2 separate regions of the Mus musculus genome follow, and region 1 is linked to region 2. The links are chromatin loops, found by intact Hi-C in ENCODE. Cell type or tissue: heart. All regions are shown on one strand. Each heading gives the region's core, and the rest is flanking DNA. Links, peaks and the distances in the headings are about the cores only.

Region 1 (5,542 bases), core at 253-5,252, 290 kb before region 2:
TATGAAGAAAACTACAGAAAACACGGAAACTCATGAATGCTAAATGATACCCTATTGACTGATGAACGAGTCACTGAAGAAATCAAGAAGGATGTAAACTAGAACTGAATGAAAATGAAAGCATAAGATGCAAAACTTTCATGGTACAATGAATGTAGTGCTAAGAGGGAGTGTAAGCTATAAGGACCTGCAGCAACCATTTAACATTAAGTATATCAATAACTGTAATTTATCAGATAAACGGACTCAAAGAAATAACACGATAGTTTCAATAGATGAAAAAAAGGGCGAAATCTCTTCATGACAAAATTCCTGGAGAAATTAGGAGTGAATATTTCTCAACACAATAAAGGCTGTATATAACAAATCTATAGCCTCCATCATGGTATATGGAAAACTAAGGCGAGGAACACCTACCCCTTCCATTTAATGGAGTCCTCGAAGTCTTGTCCAGGTGCAGTGCAAGAGGAGAAAGAAATGAAAGGGATTCAAGCAGGAAGGAAAGGGTCAAAGTTTGCTTGCAGACGATTCTACACACGGGATGCGTTAGGACCTCATCAGGAAATCCCTCAAGCTGATAATGTTTTCAGTAAAGTGGGAGGCAGCAAAATTAACACACCCAGGTCAGTAGCAGCTCCATGTGCCCATGACAAATATTCTCAGACACAAAACTGAGGAATGATCTTATTTCCCAGAGCTGCCAAAATACCTTGGAGTAGATCTACACAGTAAGCATCTTAAAACATTGAAGACATCAAAAAATGGAACGATCTTTCATGCTCGTGAATTGGTAGGATTAATAATGTGAAAACTACCATCTACCAAAAGCAGTCTACGAATTTAACACCATGCTAAAGTTATTCTTTATGCAAATTGCAAAGTAATTTTAAAAATCATATGGAAACACAAAACCCCAGAGAGCTGACATAACTCTGGACAATAGACCCACGGCTGGGGATTTCACGTTCTACGACAGAGTCATTATAACAAAACCTTCATGGTACAGACACAAAACCAGGCATCATAACCGGTGGACTAGAACTGAAGACCCAGATATAAGTCCATTAGCCTATAGTCACCTGATACATTACGAAAATGCCAAAAGTGCTGCTTGTGGAAAACACAACATCTTCAACAAGTGATGCTGGAAAAATGTGTCTACATGAAGAAGAATGAAAATCGATTCTTTTTTCTCACTCTGCAAAAAACCAATTCTAAATGGATCAAAGACCTCTGTGTTACAACCCCACATTCTGAGACTTCGAGAGAAAAGAGTAGGGGGTATATTTCAAGATACTAACTCAAGTATGAACTACCTAATAAAATCATAAATTAAAAATGATAAAACCTGGTTTAGTCTGTAGTTGTTGCCAGTTTTCCTGCTAAAGCAAGTGAGTGTGTTCTTGACACAAGAAGGCTGGGATACCATGAAACACAGCCTGCAGAAAGAACAGGACTGATGACCGGGGCTTGGGAGCCATGAATAATCAGAAGGAGGTAAAATCCTATGGGTGTTAGAGAAAGACAGAGAAAGAACTTGGAATCTCCTAGCACTGATAGCAGAGGTGGCTCTGTCACTCGGTCTGGATTTCTTGTGTGCTCTGGGAAGCAGTATGCTTATGAGTACAGAGAAGGACAGACAGAAGGCAATGCCTTTTCCCTCTTTCTTATGGATTCATAAAAGCTTGAAGCACTGAGCAGCAAAATGTCAGGAGAATAGTCTCAATTCGGGACTTGACGTTGTCTGGCTAGTTAATGAATGCCAGCAGCCACTTAGCTCTGACTATGTGACGTGTGAGCAGAATAAAGCCTGGCTTGCTGAGATAGGAAGGTACTTCAGGCTTTACGACACATGGAGTGACTGCCTTCCTAACAGATACAGGAAGGTTGTAACACCATTAAATCTAGCCTGCCAGAGAGACCTGGCTGACGATCAGCTGGGGTTAACTGGATGGCCTTGTTCAGTGTTTGGATAGGTCATACAAGTTACAAGGTAGGATGAATGGGAGAATGCAGGAATGACCACATTTCAGTGAACCAGAAAACCGTGATGGGTGAGTTCAGTGTGGAGGCTGTTCTAGGTGACAGTAGGTATCAGAGCACATGCCCTGTGGCCTCAAGTCATTGAGTCATCTAAGACTGCTGACTCAGGAGCAACCCTTGCCTCCACACCCACCATTGTTTAAAAAGTAGTCCTCTTGGAGGGCTGGTATGGTGGACCATGCTTTTAAAACCCTAGCACTTGGCAGGCAGAGACAGATGGATCTAAGTGAGTTCGAGGCCAGCCTGGTCTACATAGCAAGTTCCAGGACAGCCAGGGCTAGATAATAGAGAGACAAAACAAAAACAAAACAACCAAAAAAGCAGAACTCTTCGGAATGTGATTCTCTGGGTTTTTAAGGTTTTCTGTGTAGGGGAGGCGACCTGCATTTTTTTCCCCTAAGCAAATTGCCAGGCCTAGGTTTATGCAGGTGGCCACTGTGGAATTCTGTCCTGGACGTAAAGAAGGAAAGATGACATTCTGTTTGACCTTAAACAGTCCCAACAGCCAACTGTTGTTACTTAGGAATGGTTGAAAACACCAGGAGACATGAATAACTCCATGCTTGCCTTTGGAAGTGGCAGTGGCAAGGCCTCTGTCACTGGTAGTGATGAGCAATTTGCAGTGCCCTTTCCCCTTCCCCTTTCCTCTCCTCCTTCACTTTCCTTTCTAAAAATCAGGACACAGTTGCTGTCTTAGCCTTAAATAGAACACCTGCAGAGGCAAGCTTGGAATCTCAGGCTCCTGTCTCTTCTCCACCCAGTTCTCAACACTCTGTTTTGTCTTTTGTAAGCCTCATTTCCCCTCAAGGCCTTGACCCAGTCAGTGATCTTTGAAGGCCTCACATCTTATGTTGATTTCAAATTTGGCTGCTTGTAGTTTTCCTTATTGACAGAAGGTGGTGCTGTTGAGACCTTTATGCTATTTCAATTGGCCCTATAGTTGGCCTCTGGTGATAGCACAGAGAAATTTTGGTTGAGGGATCCTTTGTGAGTCCCACAGTCTTCTTTGCCCTCAGATCCTTCCCAGCATCCTTCTGAGGCACAGGTTTCACCAATTCTCTTCAAGTTCCACAATTAGTGTGTGCTGGTCCAGTTCCACGGGCCTCAGTATAGCCCACAATGGGGAGGCTGGGGTATGTATAGTGTTCTAGGGTATTGGGGGTATCGATCATGACCATGACTGATACAGAAATTGCCCATGACTGGAGTGGCTGAAGGATTTGTAGGCGCAGTGTTTGGCTTGGCTAGAATTCAGTTTCATCCTATTCAGCGCTACAGAGTGAAAACCCGACTGCAAAGGCCAATACTTTCGCCTCAGGTCCAACCTTCATGCTCCCAAGTTCCTTTAATCCCTGCTTGTATGAGCTATTTCTATTCTTTGAACTCGTTGTCTGGCCTTCCAGCTCGTGCTGGAAGGACCAGCCCTTCAGTTGTGGGCAATAGTCCTCACATGAGCTTTGAGGAAGTTGAGTTCTATCGCCAGAAGACATCCATTGGGACAGTCTGGATCCACTTTTGCAACAGCAAGAGAATTTTTCTTGTGTCACAAACCCACACTGTCTCCCATAGCAACAATCACTGTCACTTTGTCAGATTCCTAACACTGACAAGGATGGGACATCTCATAAGACATCAGGCTTGTGAAATGCATGATTGCAGCGGGGAGTGCTTCCCACTCGGGGGCCTGCTCCCCAGGTCCCTTCACACTGGTCCCTGGTTTATCATCCAGCCCCTCACTCTGCATTCAGAGGCTGTCCCTATCCTCTGGGGTCTTGGCTATGTCAAAGGAACTCATTCTCTTCTGTCTATCATGACAAGTTTCGCCTTCTGCGGTAGGTCACATAGTGGTCCAATGTCTTCAAAACCACAAAGGAGATATAGCAGAGAGGACATAAGCTCTAGACATACAGGGTCAGGATGAAGCGTCCGGCTCCATTATGACTGTTTAATATTGCCACCGCCTGTACGGTATTTCATTTTTCTCATAGATATCAATTTCTTTAGGAGGGTGTGGTAGCTCAGCCTGGAATCCTAGTGTTTAGGAGGCTGACATAGGAGGATTGTCCCTGAGATTAGCTTGGGCTACCTCATGAATTCCAGGCTATCCCATGCCATATACTGAGACCACATCCCTACCACTGATCCCAAACAAGAACAACAGCAATTTCCTTTGGTCTCATCCATAAGACGGTTTCAGCACCCACTCTGCATAATTCTGAAGATGATTTGATTGACACAGTGACTGTGACTGCTCTGAAAGGCACTCTGGTGTCGATCCTGGCTTAGAACCAGCAGTGCTATCTAGCAAACATACCATGTGAACTACATAAGCCAGTAAAGTTTTTAAAGCTGGGCATGGTGGCAGAGGCCTTTAAAGATCCCAGCACTTAAGAGGAAGAGGCAGATGGATTTCTGTGAGTTTGGGACCAGCCTGATCTGTGCAATGTGTTCTAGACCAGCCAGGGTTGCCTGATGAAAGCCTGTCTTAAAACACATTTTTAAAATTAACATTGTGTACTACATACAATGTATCCATATACTGTTGCCATAATTTGAATGTGCCCCTCCAAGTGCAAATGTTGGAACCATAATTCCCAGTGCAACAGTGTTGAGAGGGACGACTTAAAGAAGCCACCAGAATTCTGCCTTCCTATTTGGATTAATGCTGTTATTACAAGACTAGCTTCCTGGTAGTACGGTATGCTTGCTTGCTCTTTGTCTGTCTGTTTGTCTGTCTGTCTCTGTCTCTCCATCTCTGTCTTTCTCTCTCTTCCTCCCAATTCTTCTTTTACCTGGTGACCACTTTTGCCATAATTGATGTGGTAAGAAATCTTCCCCACATGTGGCCTTGGTTGTTGTGAGCCCCCGGATGGAAATTGAGATGATACAACAATCTTGTAGCAGAAGAGACCAACAGAAAAGTCATAGCAGACACACTGAAGACATGATTCTCGACCCTGCTGGGCTCCCTTGCAAGGAGCTTTCTCTTTGTTTTATCTGCACTTGCCCTCAGAGAGCTGTGGGCTCCATCACCAAGAGCTACTGTCCCCCACAGGCTATCTCATTTAGTCTGTTTGGTTCCTTTCCTTAGCATCTGTACTGTGGGCTTTTTTTTTTACAACTTCAAAGAGCTTCTCACCCATATTCACTAATTAATTCATTACTCCTGTGAGTAAAACCTGCAGCAGGGAGAATGGCATTAGCAAGGATACCAGGGGCTTAGTATTTAAAAGAGGTGGCCCACATCCAGACACTCTCCACCAGAGCTGTTAACTCCTTCACAGCTGTCTGTGCCTCTACAGGCAAGTGTGGCGCTGGTGGCCACCACAGACTTGCTGTGTGCTCAGCTATACCAGGCACCTCTGGGCTGTGAGGAGTGGTACCACATGGCTTCTGAGTCACATCAGGATAACCCATCCTTAACCAGCTGTGTTTTGGTTGGCCTGCAAGTTGAAAGGATATACGCTGACTATTGTCAGTTTTTTTTTTTTTCCTAACT
Region 2 (5,542 bases), core at 330-5,329:
AAAAGGATGGACCATCTAAAGACTGCCATATCCAGGGATCCACCCCATAATCAGTTTCCAAACGCTGACACCATTGCATACACTAGCAAGATTTTGCTGAAAGGACCCTGATATAGCTGTCTCTTGTGAGATTATGCCGGGGCCTAACAAACACAGAAGTGGATGCTCACAGTCAGCTATTGGATGGATCACAGGGCTCCCAATGGAGGAGCTAGAGAAAGTACCCAAGGAGCTAAAGGGATCTGCAACCCTATAGGTGGAACAACATTATGAACTAACCAGTACCCCGGAGCTCTTGGCTCTAGCTGCATATGTATCAAAAGATGGCCTAGTCGGCCATCACTGGAAAGAGAGGCCCATTGGACACACAAACTTTATATGCCCCAGTACAGGGGAACGCCAGGGCCAAAAAAAATGGGAATGGATGGGTAGGGAAGTGGGGGGGAGGGTATGGGGGACTTTTGGGATAGCATTGGAAATGTAATTGAGGAAAATACGTAATAAAAAAAAGAAAAAAGATAGAGGAAAAATTAAAAAAAAAAAGAACTGTTTCATCAGTGGGAGTGATGTGGATGCACACTTAGGGTTTGAATTTAGGTCTCCGAGAGCCATCACAAACTTGGTGCTTACTATAGCCTCATCCTTGACCAGATTTTAAAGCCCCATTTGCCTGGACATAGAAAAATATGTGAAGCTACAGTCCTTGATACTTCTGTGAAACAAATTCTAGGCTCTCTGCCCAATCACATGGTTTCTCATCTGGTACTAACTGGCTGAGTGCACAGAACAATTTTTACCCAATCCACCGACTTCAACATATTCTCCTTTCACAGCTCTGTTCACTGAGCAATTCACTGAATCTTGTGCTCTCCTGAAATACCAGCAGCAGTGTCATGGCCTTGTTTCAGTGACGAATGTTATGTACCCCACTTACATGGATTAACAATCTCACTGAGAAACATGACCTAACATTGGGTTGATAGATCTGTTCTCAACTGACACCAGAAGTTATGAAGAGGGCTCCATTGTCTATCATTTAAAATAGGTTGGTGGAATTTGATTCTTTACTCACAGAAAAACTGCTTCAGGTAGCAGAATTACTGCATTACAGAACTTGTCAACTCGTCAAAATTAGAGAATGAATGCACATTAAGAACAGACATAGTTTGGGAGGAGCCTTACACCTTCACATGCTCCTAGGACGAGAGGATTTCTCACCAAAAATTAAAAAAAAAAAAAAAAAAAAAAAGAGGTGATACCTCGAGAAACATTCAAGGAATTCCTGTTGTCGTGAAGGATGGCTGTTATAAAGGTTGAAATTCTCCTACAGTAAAGAAGCTATGATAAACATAAAACTGGACCAGGACATGAAGTCAAACAAGTTGCTGCAATGAAGGTTATATACCCTTAACTCTCAAAGGGTAAATTTTAGTGACACTGAAAATGAAGGAACCCCCCGACATAATCCCCAGTACTCTCAAGATGTCCTTTGGTGATTCCAGATCATTTCAAGGGAATATTAATAAAATTTCTCCATAAAGGTACTTATGGAGTGGACTGCCACCAATGCAGCAACTGTCACATGATAGCCAGTTATTTTCAGGACATATGTCAATTGCTAGCAGCATAATTCTGTAAAAGCTATAAAAATGGGGACATGCAAGGCACCCAAATCCTCAAAGGGACTTTGAAAGCAATCAGATAGATTTTATCCAACATCCATAGGATTTGAAAATGTCTTATTCTACATCATGACCTGGCACGTGGTTTTCTTTTTGAGAAACTACAGCTATTAGAGTTACTGAAACAATAGTTGATTCATTTTTAAATTTAGACATACTATATTTTGCACTAAGTGATGAGAACTTACTTAGTAGAAAGACTTATGTAAAATATTACTCCTTATACTGAAAACTATATTGTATTTATCGCCCACATTCTTTTGGATAGTCTAATGACATCCTTGCAATAAGTTAGCAAAATTTGCAAAGACATTTGGGCTTAATAGGCCAAAGTTGCTCTGAGTAGCCCTACAGGTTTTCAGTCTCTTCACTGAAGGATACATTGGTGATGCTGTGAATCAGATATTGAAAGCTTAAGCATTAAATAATTATTGGAGAATTTTGTACATGTATGTAATGTGTCTTGATTAAATCCATCTCATCTCCCTCCCACCTGACTGCTATCCTCTTACTACATTTCCCTCCCAGATTTGCAACCAATGGAAACCACTACAGAAAAACTAACCTGTCAAAATGTGAATTGTGGAGTTGAGCTAATGGGTACACTCTTGCACCAGAACTCTGAAAATATTCTATAAGAGGCAGTAAAAAAATTGTATGGGCCAGAGAACCAGGGGTTTGGTGTGAGATTATGCCTTTTAGTAATGTCAGAAGCTACACCTATTTATAGACTATTATCAACATGACAACCTACACATCAGCTGAACAAGGATGATTCTAAAAGACATGCCAAGGAGGAAGGGTGAAAGCCAGTGAGGCCTCAAACCTACACAAAGAACTACAGAAACTAAAGAATTATGAGAGTTGGAGAAATTATCTTCCCCAGGGAAAAACATGCCAATTGGTTATTTAATAATAATTCCATATACTCTTTTAAAACCTACTAAATTCATTTAGTGCTGCCAGCACATGCATGCCTGTGGTGCCATCTGTTGGAACATGGATTCCTATCATGTCTAACATTTACCTCTTCTGCTACCCTGTCTTATTGCATAATGACATGACAAAATATTGCAAAATGTTTATGCTCACCCCACTGTGGGCTAAGTCTACCTCTTTACATTGTTTCTCTTAACTACATTTTTATGATCTTCAACAAGAATATTTCATCTATTAGAAGAGACTTGAGAATAATTGTTCTTGATTTTATGGGATGAGACCTTACTAAGTACTGTTAACCATAAATCCAGTAGTAAATTTCCAGTGAGTCAATGTTTGGGGCAATTGAGATTTCTAACCAATTGGAATAGAATTGTTATCAGGACACTCTACTAGAGGACCCTAGAGCCAGTAGATAGAATTGATTTTAAATGTAAATGCTGGCCCAAGACTTTTATAACAACTTGTAACTTGGAAAAGTAAGCATCTCTCACCAACAATGTTCTAGCAAGACTCCTATGTTTAACTGTCTTTTTCAAAAATCAACTTGCTAATCATTGTGTTAATATTCTATAGGCCTTTGGTCAGTTGCAGTCTCATCAAATAAGACCAAAAAAATTATAGTGGCTAGTGTTTCCAATGGAGCCCATATGAAAAGCAACCTTCAACAAATCACCCTATGACTTAAATACTTGTTTGTTTTTCCTGAAAGAAAAATTAATTGTTCTAATATGTTGGCCAGGAACTATGCAAGTTAAATATTGAATTTAATAACTTTTAGAGCAATGGGCCATATATTTGCATCTGGAATAAATTAATAGAGATACAAATATGTTATCTGGCTAGGGAACATAAATCTACAGCAATGCTTTATAACATCGGTGGGGTTCACCCACTAACCTCTCAAAATTTCCTAGGCTTGTGATTATTAGTATATAATGTCTGGCTATTTGTTTCAATTTTTTCAACCTTACTATTTATTTTTCACTTCAGCATTCTTTAGAAGATATCTATACATATTCAGAATTCTACAAAAAGACATTTGCTGTCACCTCTCATCAGATTATTCATTTGGTAAGAGCAACTGTTGCTAGAGTGACTATTTATTAGAACTGTTTTCATATCATGAGGGAGATTTATGAGTATCTTTCAGTTGTTTAGCAACAACTGAATTAATTCATCTTATACAAAAGGTGGACTGATGGTGTTGTACATTTCTTGAGTTCCATGTTCAAGGAAAACATTGATGATTAAGAAATGTGAATTGATCCATTCCTATCTCCTTGTACTAAGGTCAAATCTAAGTGGATCAAGGAGCTCCACATAATACCAGAGACACTGAAACCTATAGAGGAGAAAGTGGGGAAAAGCCTCGAAGATATTGGCACAGGGGAAAAATTCCTGAATAGAATAGCAATGGCTTATGCTGTAAGATCGAGAATTGACAAATGGGACCTCATGAAACTGCAAAGCTTCTGTAAGGCAAAAGACACCTTCAATAAGACAAAAAGGCCACCAACAGATTGGGAAAGGATCTTTACCTATCCTAAATCAGATAGGGGACTAATATCCAATATCTATAAAAAACTCAAGAAGGTGGACTCCCGAAAATCAAATAACCCCTTTAAAAAATGGGGCTCAGAGTTAAACAAAGAATTCTCACCTGAGGAATACGGAATGGCTGAGAAAAACCTGAAAAAATGTTCAGCATCCTTAATCATCAAGGAAATGCAAATCAAAACAACCCTGAGATTCCACCTCACACCAGTCAGAATGGCTAAGATCAAAAACTCAGGTGACAGCAGATGCTGGCGAGGATGTGGAGAAAGAGGAACACTCCTCCATTGTTGGTGAGATTGCAAGCTTGTACAACCACTCTGGAAATCAGTCTGGTGGTTCCTCAGAAAATTGGACGTGGTACTACCGGAGGATCCCGCAATACCTCTCCTTGGCATACATCCAGAAGATGTTCCAACTAGTAAGAAAGACACATGCTCCACTATGTTCATAGCAGCCTTATTTATAATAGCCAGAAGCTGGAAAGAACCCAGATGCCCCTCAACAGAGGAATGGATACAAAAAATGTGGTACATTTACACAATGGAGTACTACTCAGCTATTAAAAAGAATGAATTTATGAAATTCCTAGGCAAATGGTTGGACCTGGAGGGCATCATCCTGAGTGAGGTAACCCAATCACAAAAGAACTCAAATGATATGTACTCACTGATAAGTGGATATTAACCCAGAAACTTAGAATACCCAAGATATAAGTTACAATTTGCAAAACACATGAAACTCAAGAAGAACTAAGACCAAAGTGTGGACACTTTGCCCCTTCTTAGAATTGGGAACAAAACACCCATGGAAGGAGTTACAGAGACAAAGTTTGGAGCTGAGACAAAAGGATGGACCATCTAGAGACTGCCATATCCAGGGATCCACCCCATAATCAGCCTCCAAACGCTGACAGCCTAGCAAACACATAAGTGGATGCTCACAGTCAGCTATTGGATGGATCACAGGGCTCCCAATGGAGGAGCTAGAGAAAGTACCCAAGGAGCTAAAGGGATCTGCAACCCTATAGGTGGAACAGCATTATAAACTAACCAGTACCCTGGAGCTCTTGACTCTAACAGCTGCATATGTATCAAAAGATGGCCTAGTCGGCCATCACTGGAAAGAGAGGCCCATTGGACATGCAAACTTTATATGCCTCAGTACAGGGGAACACCAGGGTCAAAAAGTGGGAGTGTGTGGGTAGGGGAGTGGGTCGGAGGGTATGGGGGACTTTTGGGATAGAATTGGGAATTAAATGAGGAAAATACCTAATTAAAAAAATTTATAAAAAGAAATACATTCACCATTTCATTTTTCTTTAATTTAACTATTTTACTTCATTTAGTGTGTACGTGCATGTA

Evidence for each region. Hi-C counts contacts between places; a loop is a spot of excess contacts. Peaks named below come from ENCODE experiments on the same cell type or tissue, not always from the same donor. Only the 100,000 strongest peaks of a DNase experiment are listed, where the experiment ranks them.
Region 1: it touches region 2 in a loop (4-fold over the local background); 2 of 42 quality-filtered maps call a loop at or near these places.

Annotation. Positions count from the first base shown.
Region 1 is chr15:59,903,111-59,908,652 of GRCm38, forward strand. No RefSeq gene overlaps it. Among named protein-coding and RNA genes, the nearest start is that of Gm36819, 82 kb to the left of the region's middle. In heart, for the core only: a CTCF peak has its summit at 2,931 (motif pointing right); no DNase peak of the experiment used is centred there.
Region 2 is chr15:60,192,594-60,198,135 of GRCm38, forward strand. No RefSeq gene overlaps it. Among named protein-coding and RNA genes, the nearest start is that of Gm41331, 54 kb to the left of the region's middle. In heart, for the core only: no CTCF peak of the experiment used is centred there; no DNase peak of the experiment used is centred there.